Linked DNA regions of Homo sapiens: region 2 is linked to region 1. The links are chromatin contacts, found by Hi-C or POLR2A ChIA-PET in ENCODE. All regions are on one chromosome and are shown on one strand. The core of a region is the stretch at or near the end of the contact, and the rest is flanking DNA. Distances in the headings are between cores, read along the strand shown. Region 1 overlaps NRP1 (neuropilin 1). Region 2 overlaps NRP1 (neuropilin 1).

Region 1 (6,371 bases), core at 2,769-5,268:
TAAATATTGCTTTCCTTTCATCCACATGTATATGCAGCAGGGAGTGAGATTTCCTTCTCCATCAGTAATTGCCAAATGGTGACAATCCCAGCTCTCCACTGAAGGAACGGAGTAACATACTTTGTTTAAACGCAGCACATCTAGGACATGGATTGTGTTTGCAAACTACAGGAGAAGGAAATCTCACAGGCAGCACAGCCCGACTATTTATTTTCATCCCAATCCTGCAAAACCCAGGCAGGCAAAGTTTGTCAGTTTTGCCTGCCATGGAGTTGGCAGTTTTACAACAGTGTTTCCAGTGGGCGTGCCACAAAACGGGGTTCAGGAAACCAGAGTTTATAATTGTGCACAGAGAGAAGCACACCCTTGGGAACAGCACCTCCTCATCCTTTTATTAATAGAAAAGCGTAACGACTTTTAAAGCCCTCGGTTTGCTGTCGATCAGGGGCCAGTCACGGTTAAACGGTGGCCTTCCTCTCACTGGCCTTTGTGTTTTGTTAGTATCCTGTGAAATTCTTCCCGGCAGACGTACATGAAGGGAAACAGTCAGTATAAGCAATCAGAGGTTTTAAATACTTTAAAGTTAATCATTAGACTAAGGTGAACAGGTCAGTTTTCCAGCTTTCTCCCATTTCCTCTATTGAAGCTCACTCAGTCTTGGCTTCTGCAGTCATTTATTAATGGGGCGTGTGGTGTATATCAATGTTTCCTCTATGGTATGACACTACCCAGCTAGGCAGAAAGTAGAAAGGGCCGCCCTAATTAGTATGCTTCCTTAAAGGACGCTGTCACTGTTGACCTGATTAAACTGCAAAACAAACTTCTCTTTGGTCAAACTTAACCCCCAGCTGCCCTGTAGCATGTTCAGGTTGACAAAATTCCTGCTACCACACAGCCCAGACACCCTCTACAAAACCAAGAGATGAAACAGAAGAGTCACTGCCTAAATTCAGAAAATGGTGTCGTCCTACACACATCTTAAGTTGTAAAATGTGGCTTTCAAAGACTGCGCAGGCACCTCCCATAGCTGAAGGTATCTCATGAAAAAAGCCGTGCCTTTCCTTTTCTTTGTACCTTTCCTGAAAGTTCTCAGCCCTCAGGAAGATTTTCTGTGGATGAAGGGTAGTGACCACCAGTTGGTTCTCTATGTCCTTTCTGGGATAGGGAAGAGGGGTGAGGTGAACAAATGAAGTTCTGATCATATAACAAACATTTTAGCTGTTGTTGCAGTTTCTTCTCTTACCAGAGAGGTAATTAAAGCCACTATGAAGTCGCCAGCTAATTTGTTTCATCTCATCTCTCTTCTCCTTGACTATGAAAGGGGGTAGGGATCGTTAAAAAAAATAAAAGTGAACAACAGCTGTGTAGAAAATGGAAAGTTCTATCAGATTCCAAATCTAGGTAATCTTCCCTGAATGTTGAAGGTCAATATTGTCAGAGCAGGAGCGGTTTTGTTAACACATTTGATTTGTGCACAATCTCAAGGTCACTCAAGGGATGGCTTCTCAGAGGGGCCAGTCGGTCCTGTCACAGAGTCTACTGTGGTCAGAGGGCAGGTATGCAAATTGCAAACAGTAGGACCCGTTGCTATCACCATCTGAACAAGTTCAATCCAAACCACGCGGGTCTACTGATCAGGGGTGGTCAGGTCCGGTTTGCATTTCACAGTCAGTGCAGAGTTCTTTTCAAATTGACTTGCTTTCCTGTTTCTCCATTGTCTGAGTCATGAATCTGGACTCCAAGTGCTCTGTTTGTGGGTAATGGGCTGTCTGACCTTCCTGGAAGGACTTCTGTTGATTGTCACCTTCTGGCTAAGTCAATGCCCAGAATATTGCATGGGGACTTGAGCATGCTTCAAGCCAGGGGTCAGGTCTAACTCTGAAGAGTTGACCCAGTGGCCTGAGTCACCTGATACTTTGATCCACACTGTTCTGCAGGCTCCAGATTCTTCAAGCATCATCACAAGCAGCAGTCAATGAGACCTCAAAACCTTCATCATAATTCCATTTTGCTATTATAGACTCAACTCAGAGTCTTACTATTTCATCTTGCTGATTCTCATCAATATAATAAACTCCATGGGCATATAATATTTATATACTTTTATGTAATCAGATGCATAAAAGCTGGTTAATGCTCTGCCAGCAAGTGATGGGATCCTTACATTTTTAATCTAGCTCTCTCTGGCGAGAGCTCTAACCCTCTGAGGCTCCTCCAGCATTCCTGCAGCAGTTCGGAGTATATTCATCACCTACGATTGTATGGGCCTGAGCACCTCTGCTTGTTTAGACTGAAAGACTAGTCTATGAACAAGTGAGTTAAACTGCTCTATAGAAGTTTGGAATACCAGATATAAAAATTAAATCCTTATGCATACATATGGTGCTAATGATCCAACTTCAGGCAAGATGGGTTGGGCAAGCACAGCTGGTACTTGCTCTCAGAGGCTGTAAATTTGTTTTAAGTTCAGAATATTGTTTCCTGCTATTTTTAAGAGTCAAGAAGGGATTTAGCTGGATTACCCCCATTGAATTTAATGAGAGTTGTGTGCCCCGCCAGGGCTTGGGTAATATTTTGAAAACGTAAACGTCAGTAGTCCTATATGTTTGTTTCATTCATTAATTTGCTTTTTTCTCTCCTTTTCTCTCTCCCTTTCTCCTTTCCTCTGTCCTTCTCTCTTTCTTTTCCCTTTCTATAAATGTTTATGGGTGGTTTGTGTGTTTGTCTTTCTAGCCAGGCTGGAAGTTTCCACATTGAACCTCTCACTCCATAACCCTCCCCAACAAAAGGCATTGATCTAAAAACATATCCTTTAAATAACCAAATTGCCACAAGTTACATGATCAAGACAAGAAGATAAAAGAGCAGTAAAATACAAAAACTTAGAGCGGTTCACCTGGTTAAATGTACAGGATGGGGAAGGACATTGGAAGGTAAAGGCAGACTGTCATTCTCTGAAGCGAGAAGTGCCTGAAACATTTTTTCAGGCAAAGCGGTTCCATGTCCTGGTCATTTCAAAAATATCCAAGTTCCTACATTTTATGGTATCATCAGAATATGAAGAGCCAAAAGAATGGATGATGTCATTTTCTGTTCTATAAACAATAAATGTAATGTATTAACAAAGTAAATACAGGCAGAACTGTGTGTGCTGGGGTGGCTTTCTTTATCCTGAATGTGCATGTTTTATAAAGTACATTTAAGGAGAAAAATCAAAACCACACACACATTAACATGTTCCAATATTAACATTTTCTAACATGAGATTATGCAACAGTACATTTCAGGGTCATGGGCGTTGGCATCCAAGGTTGCTCAATCATTCAGTCACCGTTCAGTTGACTGTACTTCATCTACATAATTCAATCTTGCTGCGGAAAAGAGTGGTAAATTTTGGAGAGGGTTTCCCATGCCTTAAGAAGTCCTATTTCATGGCTATGATAGACTAGACATGAAATATATCTCTCCGATGACACTACAGCTGTGAAATATAGCCTGTTTGCACTAAATGAAAGTACTCACATTTTACACATCACATAGCTTACTAGTTTACTTTCCCAAACTGGCTCTGTCTACCCTTTGGGAGGTCACATTATCATTGGGAGAATCCAAACTGCTCCATTTGGACAGTTTTTATGGTGGATTCCTTCCAAAATTTGACATTAGCTCTAGAAAAGGGTTCCTTATAAACTAAAAATGCAAAGTAAATCATTCTTATCTATTCAATAAATCTTCCCATTAAAATTCCTCCTGCCATTGGGGGAGGGGCCATGGAGACAAGGCTCAGAGCAGAAGGCGAGATACTTTGTTAATAAACACAAGCAAGTTAAAGAAGCTCAAAATGAGATAAGGTCTTGGCCTGACCCTAATACAGCATCTAATACCAGACTTCCCTTATTGTTCATAGGGATTCTTTTGAGGCTTATTTTTAAGTTCAACGGTCCAGATGCCCCAGGCGCCTTCCTGTTTGTTTCAATGCTGCCACCTCGTGGACTGCCTAAAGTCAGTGACAAGCCTAAAGGCCCTTCGTCACTGGAGAAAACAGCTGCATCTGCGGGCTTCGTTCTTTATAGGAGGACGAAAGGAGGGGGCAGAAGCCCGAGAATTTCATCTTTAGAATTTTTTTTATTGTTAGCTTATGTTTACCAAAACAACAGTCATACTTGGAATAAGTAGCAATGATTTCATTTTTCCCATACTTAAAAGTTAAGCTCCTTTCAAAAAGAGGCTGTGTAAAATGTCAGGCTGTGGGTTTTAAAAACACCATAGTCCAACAGCACCTTGTAGGGCACACACAAGGCAAGTCATTCCCGTGAATTCATTCACGCTGTCTTTTCAGATTCCTAAGGAAGCCTTTTGAACATTAAAAAAAAGAAAAGAGAAGTAAAAACGGGTAGCTATTGAAATGGGCTTTGGATTTAGATGACCTTACATTGAGGTTTTAAGCCGGGTGAACAATTTATATGTAAATTTAGAAATTAAAAAAGCAGAAATTTATACTTAAATTAATCGACCTTATAGAAGGCATGGAAGAAAAAAAAATAATCCTAAAATGCTTAAGAGATTCTAACCCTGACATTAAAGACCTGAAGCATGAACTGGTGAGGTGGAAATAGAGAAAACCTCCTGGGTGAGGCATTTCGCCAAGTTACTTTCCACTTTTGAGGCTTCATGGGTCAATCTCTAATTAAGATTCTTTTCATTGGTGGGTATCAACTTATATGATTTATCCTCAAGAACAGAATGGCTTTCATATTAAATACTGTGGAAATGGGGAGAGTGCAGCAAATGTAATACACGTGCTTTAGAAAATAGCCTTCCTGGAGATTTTATGTAAACCCAATTTGACAGGCAGTCCATAATCCTTTTAAAGCTGGATTTTTAAAGAAATTACTAAATGTGGTTTTGCAAACATTTTGACATCTCCATGCATCTTTTGGTTTCTTGGTAATCCTGGCTTTCCTGGAATTTTCAAACAGACATAAAGTTGTATAAATCGTGCTTTCCATGAGTGAACCAAGGGCCTTTGTGACCCTAAATGATCAAATTTGCCTTTCTTTGCTTGTCTCTTATTTTTACTTCCCACCCACTGAAGAGTTTCCAACATATGGTTTTAACTGTGAATTTGGCTGGGGCTCTCACAAGACCTTCTGCCACTGGGAACATGACAATCACGTGCAGCTCAAGTGGAGTGTGTTGACCAGCAAGACGGGACCCATTCAGGATCACACAGGTATCACAGAGTTCACTTCGGCTGCATGGCTTTGCAGATTCTCTTTGATTCCGAGGCTGTGTTACTGGGAGGGTTTCTAATGTCTGTGAATTTAGGGCGGGTAGGAATTACTACAGGCGTTCACATGTGCTATTATTTTCTAGAATTAACAATGTCTCTTTCCCTAGTAGCGAGAAGCATAGGGCAAATCATAGTAATGCCCCTTGAAGTTGGCCACTGATTGGCCTCCTTGAAAACAGCAAATTGGGCAAGGATCTATGAATTAGCATTCATCTTATCCTTTTTTTTTTTTTTTTTTTTTTTGAAATGGAGTCTCACACTGTTGCCCGGGCTGGAATGCAGTGGCACTAGCTCCACTCACTGCAACCTCCGCCTCCTGGCTTCACACGATTCTCTTGCCTCAGCCTCCCAAGTACCTGGGATTACAGGCATACACCACCACACCCAGCTAATTTTTTGTATTTTTAGTAGAGACGGGATTTCACCACATTGGCCGGGCTGGTCTCGAACTCCTGACCTTGTGATCCACCCACCTCAGCTTCCCAAAGTGCTGGGATTATAGGTGTGAGGCACCGCAACTAGCCTCATCTTATACTTTTTCTGAACTTCTTATTTTGGGCAATTTCAAACATATTCACAAATGGAAAAGAAATAGTAGAATGAATTCTCTATGTGCACGACCCTGCTTCAACAATTATCAGATCATAGGAAACTTAATTTATGTCTGTCATCCCTGACTCTGAATTATTTTCAAACAAGTCCAAGCATATATTATGTCCCCTCGTTTATTTTACAACTAAAGAAACAATTCACAATGCTTGCTCTCTCCCGACCCTTGAAGGGGAGGTGGGGAAAGACGGTGTGGAATTCTTATTCACTGGGGAAAGATTGAAAGTGTAGTGTATTTCCTTTGAGCAGGTAGAAACCTCACCATGCCCTAGATCACAACCCTCCCACCACCTCCTGCCTTACTTTCTTCCTAAGATTAATTGGTGGGGGAGGAATGGGTTGGGGGACAGAAAAAGCTGGCAGCTTCTCCAGTGAACTCTATTATCTGCCCCCTTCCTGCTACCCACCTAGTCATTTCACTGCCCAACTTGAAGTACAGTATAAAGGACCAGCAGACTGGACGTGGTGG
Region 2 (6,371 bases), core at 2,437-4,936, 130 kb before region 1:
AGGCTAGCCTGAGCAACATAGCAAGACCCTCTCTCTACAAAAAATAAAAAATTAGTGAATTGTGGTGGTGCACACCTGTAATCCCAGTGCTTTTGGGGGCCAAGGCAGGAAGATCGCTTAGGCCAGGAGTTTGGAGTTTGAGGTGACAGTGAGCTATAATCTTGCCACTGCACTCCAGCTTCGGCAATAGAGCGAGACTCTATCCTTCAGTTTTTAAAAAAACAAATAAATAAATAAAAACTTGCCTTAACTTAGGAATGGAAATCCTGGGGAGTAAATATCTAAATTCTAGTGCTTTTTGTTGATGGAGTTTAAAAGCACAAAGCGCATATAAATACAATGTTTATTTAAAGCCTGACAACCAGGCCACACATGGGTTTGATCTGTTCAATTGGTAAAAGGGCATATTAGATACCACTGTGTCCAGTGCTTGTTCTCAGGCCCAGAGGTGAGAAGGCCACATTCCCTTCCAAGCGCTGGTCATCTACTTAATCTCAGGTAAATAGCAGGGAAGTGTTCTTCTCCCACAGCGCCCTCATTCATACAGTTTCGATCCTTGCATTTGCCACGGTGGCTCTGTAAGGGTTAAAGGGAGACTGCTCAGGCACTGGGTTCCTAGGAGAAATGGAAGAGTTTTCTGAGAAGAAACAGATGCTCCAGTGTATTTCGTTTTATCTGGGTGGATACTTTGTACAAGCAGCCAGCCAGGTTGGAGGTGATGGCCTGCTGCTTCTATGATAGACTGCTATGTCACGGAGAGAGCTTCCAGTCCCGGGCTGAAAGAGGATGCTAACTGTCTCTCAATTCAAGTTCTCATATTTCTCCAGAATAGCCGAAGATAGCAAAGGCCAGTCAATATAGTCACGATTCCAAGTCCTTGTCTGACTCTCTTAACTGTTGGACGCTACCAGCAGGGCAGCTATTATGCAAGATACAAGCAACCCAGGAAGTGGCATGGAAAGAATTAAGACGGGGTCAAAATCATAATCTTACATAGATCACTTCAAAATATTTAAAGGCATACATTCTTACATTTAAAGAAAAAAGGAACACACTCTTGACTTAAAGATTAAAAAACAGACACAAGTCTCTACAAACCTGGAGGAGCTAAGGCTGACTTGGTCTGATAAGAGATTAGGCTGTTTTAGATGTGGTAACCCCTGGCTAACTAAGATCACTGTTTTATCTTTTAAAAAAAATCTCAGTTCATAGTTGTCTGTCCTTTTTATTCTCCAATAAAGTGAAAAAGTGGGCATTTGTTTGTTAACACATTTGGTCACAGAAAAGATGGTAAAAATAAAATAAAATGTAAATTTCTAGCCAGGCGCGGTGGCTCACCTATAATCCCAGCATTTTGCGAGGCCAAGGCAAGCGGATCAGTGAGGTCAGGAGTTCGAGACCAGCCTGGCCAATATGGTGAAACCCGGTCTCTACTAAAAATGCAAAAATTAGCCAGATGTGGTGGCACGCACCTGTAATCCCAGCTACTCAGGAGGCTGAGGCAGGAGAATCGCTTGAACCCGGGAAGCAGAAATTGCAGTGAGCCAAGATCAGGCCATTGCACTCTAGCCGGGACATCACAGCGAGACTCTGTCTCAAAAATAAATAAATAAAATGTAAATTTCTAGATCAACTCTTTTGGAAAGATGGCAGCCAGTCAAGTTGACAAATTCCAGTTAATGTGACAGTCTGACTGCAGCACTCTATTTTGCCTTCCAGCACCCATCTCCGTAGAGTCCTCATTCTAACTGTACAGGTGTTCATCTCTCGTTTGGGTGGCAGACCCCAGCAAGACAAAAACCATGTCTTACTTACATTTCTACCTTTCGCTGTCCCACAGAATGCTTTGCACATGTAAACACTAGTTTAAACAGCTGACACTTGTATTGAACTCAAAATGAGGTATATGAAGAGTTGAGGTGAAAAACCGCAATGTGTCCCTGAGAAGCGTCTGTGACCCACAGTAGGTCATATGGAGAAGAGATCAGCAAAAATTCAGCAAAGAGAGAGTGAAAGGGGCAATTTCAATAACTGCTGAAGTGGGTGGTTTGTCTGGATGACAACCTTTCAGAAAGCACTTAAGACAGCCACTCCCTGGGTGTTGGAGTGGGTGCCTGCATGTCCACATTCAGAGAATCTGGCCACATCCGCTCCTCCTCACTCCCTCTAGCTTAATCAGAGGCACCTGATTTTGAATTTTGGGGCCTCTGGTTCCCAGCAGCACAGTTAAGGGCTACGGATTGTCTGGAGAGAGACTGGGTCCCGGTGCAGGCTTTTTTTTTTTTTTTTAAAGACGGAGTATTGCTCCATCGCCAGGCTGGAGTGCAGTGGCGCAAAGTCGGCTCACTGCAACCTCAGCCTCCTGGGTTCCAGCGATTTTCCTGCCTCAGCCTCCCAAGTAGCTGGGACTACAGGCACACGCCACCACGCCCAGCTAATTTTTTGTATTTTAGTAGAGATGGGGTTTCCCCATGTTGGTCAGGCTGGTCTCAAACTCCTGACCTCAGGTGATCCGCCCATCTCGGCCTCCCAAAGTGCTGGGATTACAGGCGTGAGCCACCACGCCCGGCCCCGGAGCAGGCTTTTACGCATGCCCCGCGCGCCCCCTTGTGTCCGGAATTTATTCCTTCCGGTGGGTTCGCGGTCTAGCTGACCAAGAACGGAACTGGGGACTTTCGCAGTGAGAGTTACAGCTCTTAAAGATGGCACCGACCCAGGCCGGGCGCGGTGGCTCAGGCCTGCAATCCCAGCACTTTGGGAGGCGGAGGCAGGTGAATCACGAGGTCAGGAAATCGAGACCATCCTGGCTAACATGGTGAAACCCCGTCTCCACTAAAAATACAAAAAATTAGCCAGGCATGGTGGCTGGCACCTGTAGTCCCAGCTACTTGGGAGGCTGAGCCAGGAAAGTGGCATGAACCCGCGAGGCAGAGCTTGCAATAAGCCGAGATCGTGCCAATGCACTCCAGCCTGGGCAACAGAAGGAGACACTGTCTCAAAAAAAAAAAAAAAAGAAAGAAAGAAAGAAAGAAAAAAAAAAGATGGCACCACCGCAAAGAGTGAGCACCAGCAAGATTTATTGTGAGGAGGGAAAGAACAAAGCTTCCACAGCCTGGAAGGGGACCTGAGCAGAGATTAGGGGGCCAGTTTTTATTCCCTTGTTTGTCCCCACCCATGTCCTGTTCATTGGTCCATTTTACAAACCTCTAGCTAGCTACAGAGCGCTGATTGGTGCATTTTTACAGAGCACTGATTGGTGCATTTTACAAACCTCTTGTAGAAAAGGTGTCTAAGTCCTCTGGGCGCGGTGACTCACACCTGTAATCCCAGCACTTTGGGAGGCTGAGGCGGGCGGATCACGAGGTCAGGAGATAAAGACCATCCTGACTAACACAGTGAAACCCCCGTCTCTACTAAAAATACAAAAAAATTAGCCTGGCATGGTGGCGGGCGCCTGTAGTCCCAGCTACTGGGGAGGCTGAGGCAGGAGAATGGCGTGAACCCGGGAAGCAGAGCTTGCAGTGAGCTGATATCGTGCCACTGCACTCCAGCCTGGGCGACAGAGCGAGACTCCGTCTCAAAAAAAAAAAAAAAAAAAAGAAAGAAAAGAAAAGTTCTCTAAGTCCCCACTCGACCCCGGAAGTCCAGTTGGCTTCACCTCTCACCCTCTTCCATGATCAGTTACACTGGGAACAGGCTGCCAAGCCTGACGCAGATGTTTGGAACATATTTCAGCCCTGGCTCTATTAGAGTTCCTTATATTACCAAAGCTGTGCTAGCACCTTCCTCAATGCTATTAGGTTGGCGCAAAAGTTATCGTGGTTTTGGCCACCAAAACCACGATAACTTTTGCGCCAACCTAATACAAAGGGCAGCCCATAATTTTATTTTTCAATGACGATTGGCACTAAGCTAAGGAAACAGTGAGGGATTTTGTTTGTTTGTGTGTTTACTACTGATTGGAATTGTCATTTCTTTTTTCCTTAGGAAACAGCTTTGCATTCTTCTTCCCGTTTCTCCCCATGCCAATTTCTTTGCTCGTGTCTGGGGACACTACTGAGTAACTATTAGAATACATAGGTTCAGTCCTTCCAGACATCACCATTTCCCTCTTCAGCTGTTCTAGCAAACTGATGTGTCTGTTAGTTCATTCACGCAAGCTGGGGATTTTGGATTGTCAGGGGATCCTGTTAGCAGCTCCCTGTGAAAAAGAGTTCTGGTGAATTAGGGATGTGCGTTATAATTGCACCTCTGCCATTCATTCTTGTCTGTGAGACAGGAGATGGGTCATATGGGCTGGGTCCCGATATGTGAATGGCTCATTATGGCACCATTAACATCGTGGATTTGACAGTGTTAACCAGTACAGCCCAGGAAGATGTGACAGTGACCAGGTTGCCTACATCAGAGTCTGCCTGAGTAATGCCACCTAGACACAGCTTTAATTCCGAAACAAAAGTGCTTTCCTTCCTCTACCTATCTCAGCAACACAGTGTTGATGAGCTAATGTAGATGGAAGTGTCTTATGAATACAAGAGACACATACATATTTATAAATAATAAGACCTAGGTATTACTATAACAGGAAGTGCATCCGCAGGTTTGGTTCCTTAAATAAGTTCAGACTGTAAACAGTAACGTCTGCATCCTTAGGAGGAGACACTTATAAATATTTCAAAAGCACCAAGGCACTGCACATACACACAACAGAGATAGTATCTATGCTCAGTGTGCATTCAGCCAATAAGAATTTCTGAGTGTTCTAGTAAGTTGACCAGTTAAGTTTGTTATAATGGCAGCCTTCTGAAGATCTAGATGGATGGAGTTTCTGGAAAACCTCATAGAAGATGCTATTTCAGTGTCACGAACTTGATGATAATAGCATCAATGACTTAAAAAAATTATTCTTTCATGTGTGCTTGAGGAATTGTAAATATGTTTAGTGCATTCAGACCATAAGCCAACCCATACATAAATAGCAGTATTCAAGCCAATAGCTTTGTGGTTATTACACAGGGTTGCCAGTCCTTGACAATCCATTCAACAAAATAGTGTCATTATGTTCCTTTCCAAGAAAGAGAAAATGATATGGATTTTGTAGCATAAATCCATAGCGAAAGGCAGCTGGGAAATAAATGTTTTTAAACTGATGGTCCATTCACATCATTTCCCCTCTATTTCTAGTATCCCCTGTCCTTTGACCTTGCCATCTCCTTCCTGCATTTCTGGTTATGACAGATTTTCCAGTAGTAGGGAGGGGAGTTGGTTCTTAGTGGCAACACCAAAGAGCATGTTTGCAGGAAAGAGCTTGGGATCATGGCAGAGAAGAGGTTACTATTCTAGCTCCTTATCCCCACCTCACCCTCATGAATGGCCTTATGTGATACACACTATATCTGCAACTCTTCAAAAGCACTCTCAACGCTTCTTCATTTCAAATGGCTACAGATGTGGCTGGGAGACCCAATAGAAGGGATTGGCTTTCTTTTTTGTGGGACTGTTATGGGCCTCTATGGGTCAAATGAATTCTGTAGGATCTACCTCTTTGTGAGTAGCAAAATCCTTCTTGGACCTTGTTACCTTGCAAGCAAACATTTCATATATCTCTGTCTCTCACACTCTGTCTCACACTCTCTCTCTCTTTCTTATTACTGTCAAGGTATTGAAAGTGGTGACTGCAGTTCAGAACTCCACTTTCTTACTTAGCTGTCTTCAGCATGACAGCATAACTTCAGCGTAACATTCCCTCCAGTGGACTGAAAATGTTTGCTCAAATCAAATACCCCAGTGGCTCTTCTAATGCTTCAAAACATTGGCCATTTCTTGGCCCTGATTTCTCCAACTTTTGTGCAATCTTATACATAATTGGCAACTCCCCAGTGTTGGGGCCTTCTTCTCTCCTGCATCTCATGGTGCTGTGCCATCTTGGTTTTCTCCCCACTTCTCTGACCTCTTCTCTTTTTTGCCTCTATTTCTCCTCCAACACTGAAATGTAGGCATTGGCCAAGGTTTTGCCTTTGCCCTGAATTTTTCCTCTGAATAAGCTTTTTGATCTTAGCCACTAGGCTCAGATAATACCTAGCTTCCTGAATCTGACGTGAGCGTTGGCCTCAAACTTACAAATTCTTTCTGGAGGATGTTGACCACCTGGAGAACTGACCATTTCCTAAAATTAAAAACAAAAACAAACTTTGCAGCTTCCTATGCAAATGACTTCTCTTCTGCCTTGTCTCTGTTTTACTGATTCCTTCATTTCCTACTTACCCAAATTTGAAACTCTGGAATGTCTCCTGATTCCTATTTGTCCCCCAAATCTAGTCAGTTTAAAGGCCTCTCAATTATCTATCTACGATGTCTCTCCTATCTCTTCT

Evidence for each region. Hi-C counts contacts between places; a loop is a spot of excess contacts on that map. ChIA-PET counts read pairs that join two places held with the same protein, here RNA polymerase II (POLR2A). Pooled maps may share reads with other maps.
Region 2: a loop to region 1 is called in a map of heart right ventricle, with 3 times the contacts of the local background. The contact joins two enhancer-like sites. A Hi-C loop is called at or near these places in 20 of 168 maps with a recorded cell type or tissue (CD8-positive, alpha-beta T cell, Caco-2, HCT116 and 11 more), 4 of 37 single-sample maps with no recorded cell type and 3 of 50 pooled maps. POLR2A ChIA-PET finds 5 or more read pairs at or near these places in 2 of 52 experiments (HepG2 and MCF 10A).

Annotation. Positions count from the first base shown.
Region 1 is chr10:33,191,143-33,197,513 of GRCh38, reverse strand. NRP1 (neuropilin 1) reads left to right here. Exons shown (of 17, transcript NM_003873.7): 13 at 5,096-5,233. Among named protein-coding and RNA genes, the nearest start is that of IATPR, 78 kb to the right of the region's middle. Within about 2 kb of position 4,018, at least 17 of the 41 ENCODE cell types and tissues checked have a DNase peak (open chromatin) inside an H3K27ac peak, as active enhancers do; they include heart right ventricle, where a contact is called at or near this core.
Region 2 is chr10:33,316,231-33,322,601 of GRCh38, reverse strand. The region is part of intron 2 of NRP1 (neuropilin 1); the gene reads left to right. Among named protein-coding and RNA genes, the nearest start is that of NRP1, 15 kb to the left of the region's middle. Within about 2 kb of position 3,686, at least 5 of the 41 ENCODE cell types and tissues checked have a DNase peak (open chromatin) inside an H3K27ac peak, as active enhancers do; they include heart right ventricle, where a contact is called at or near this core.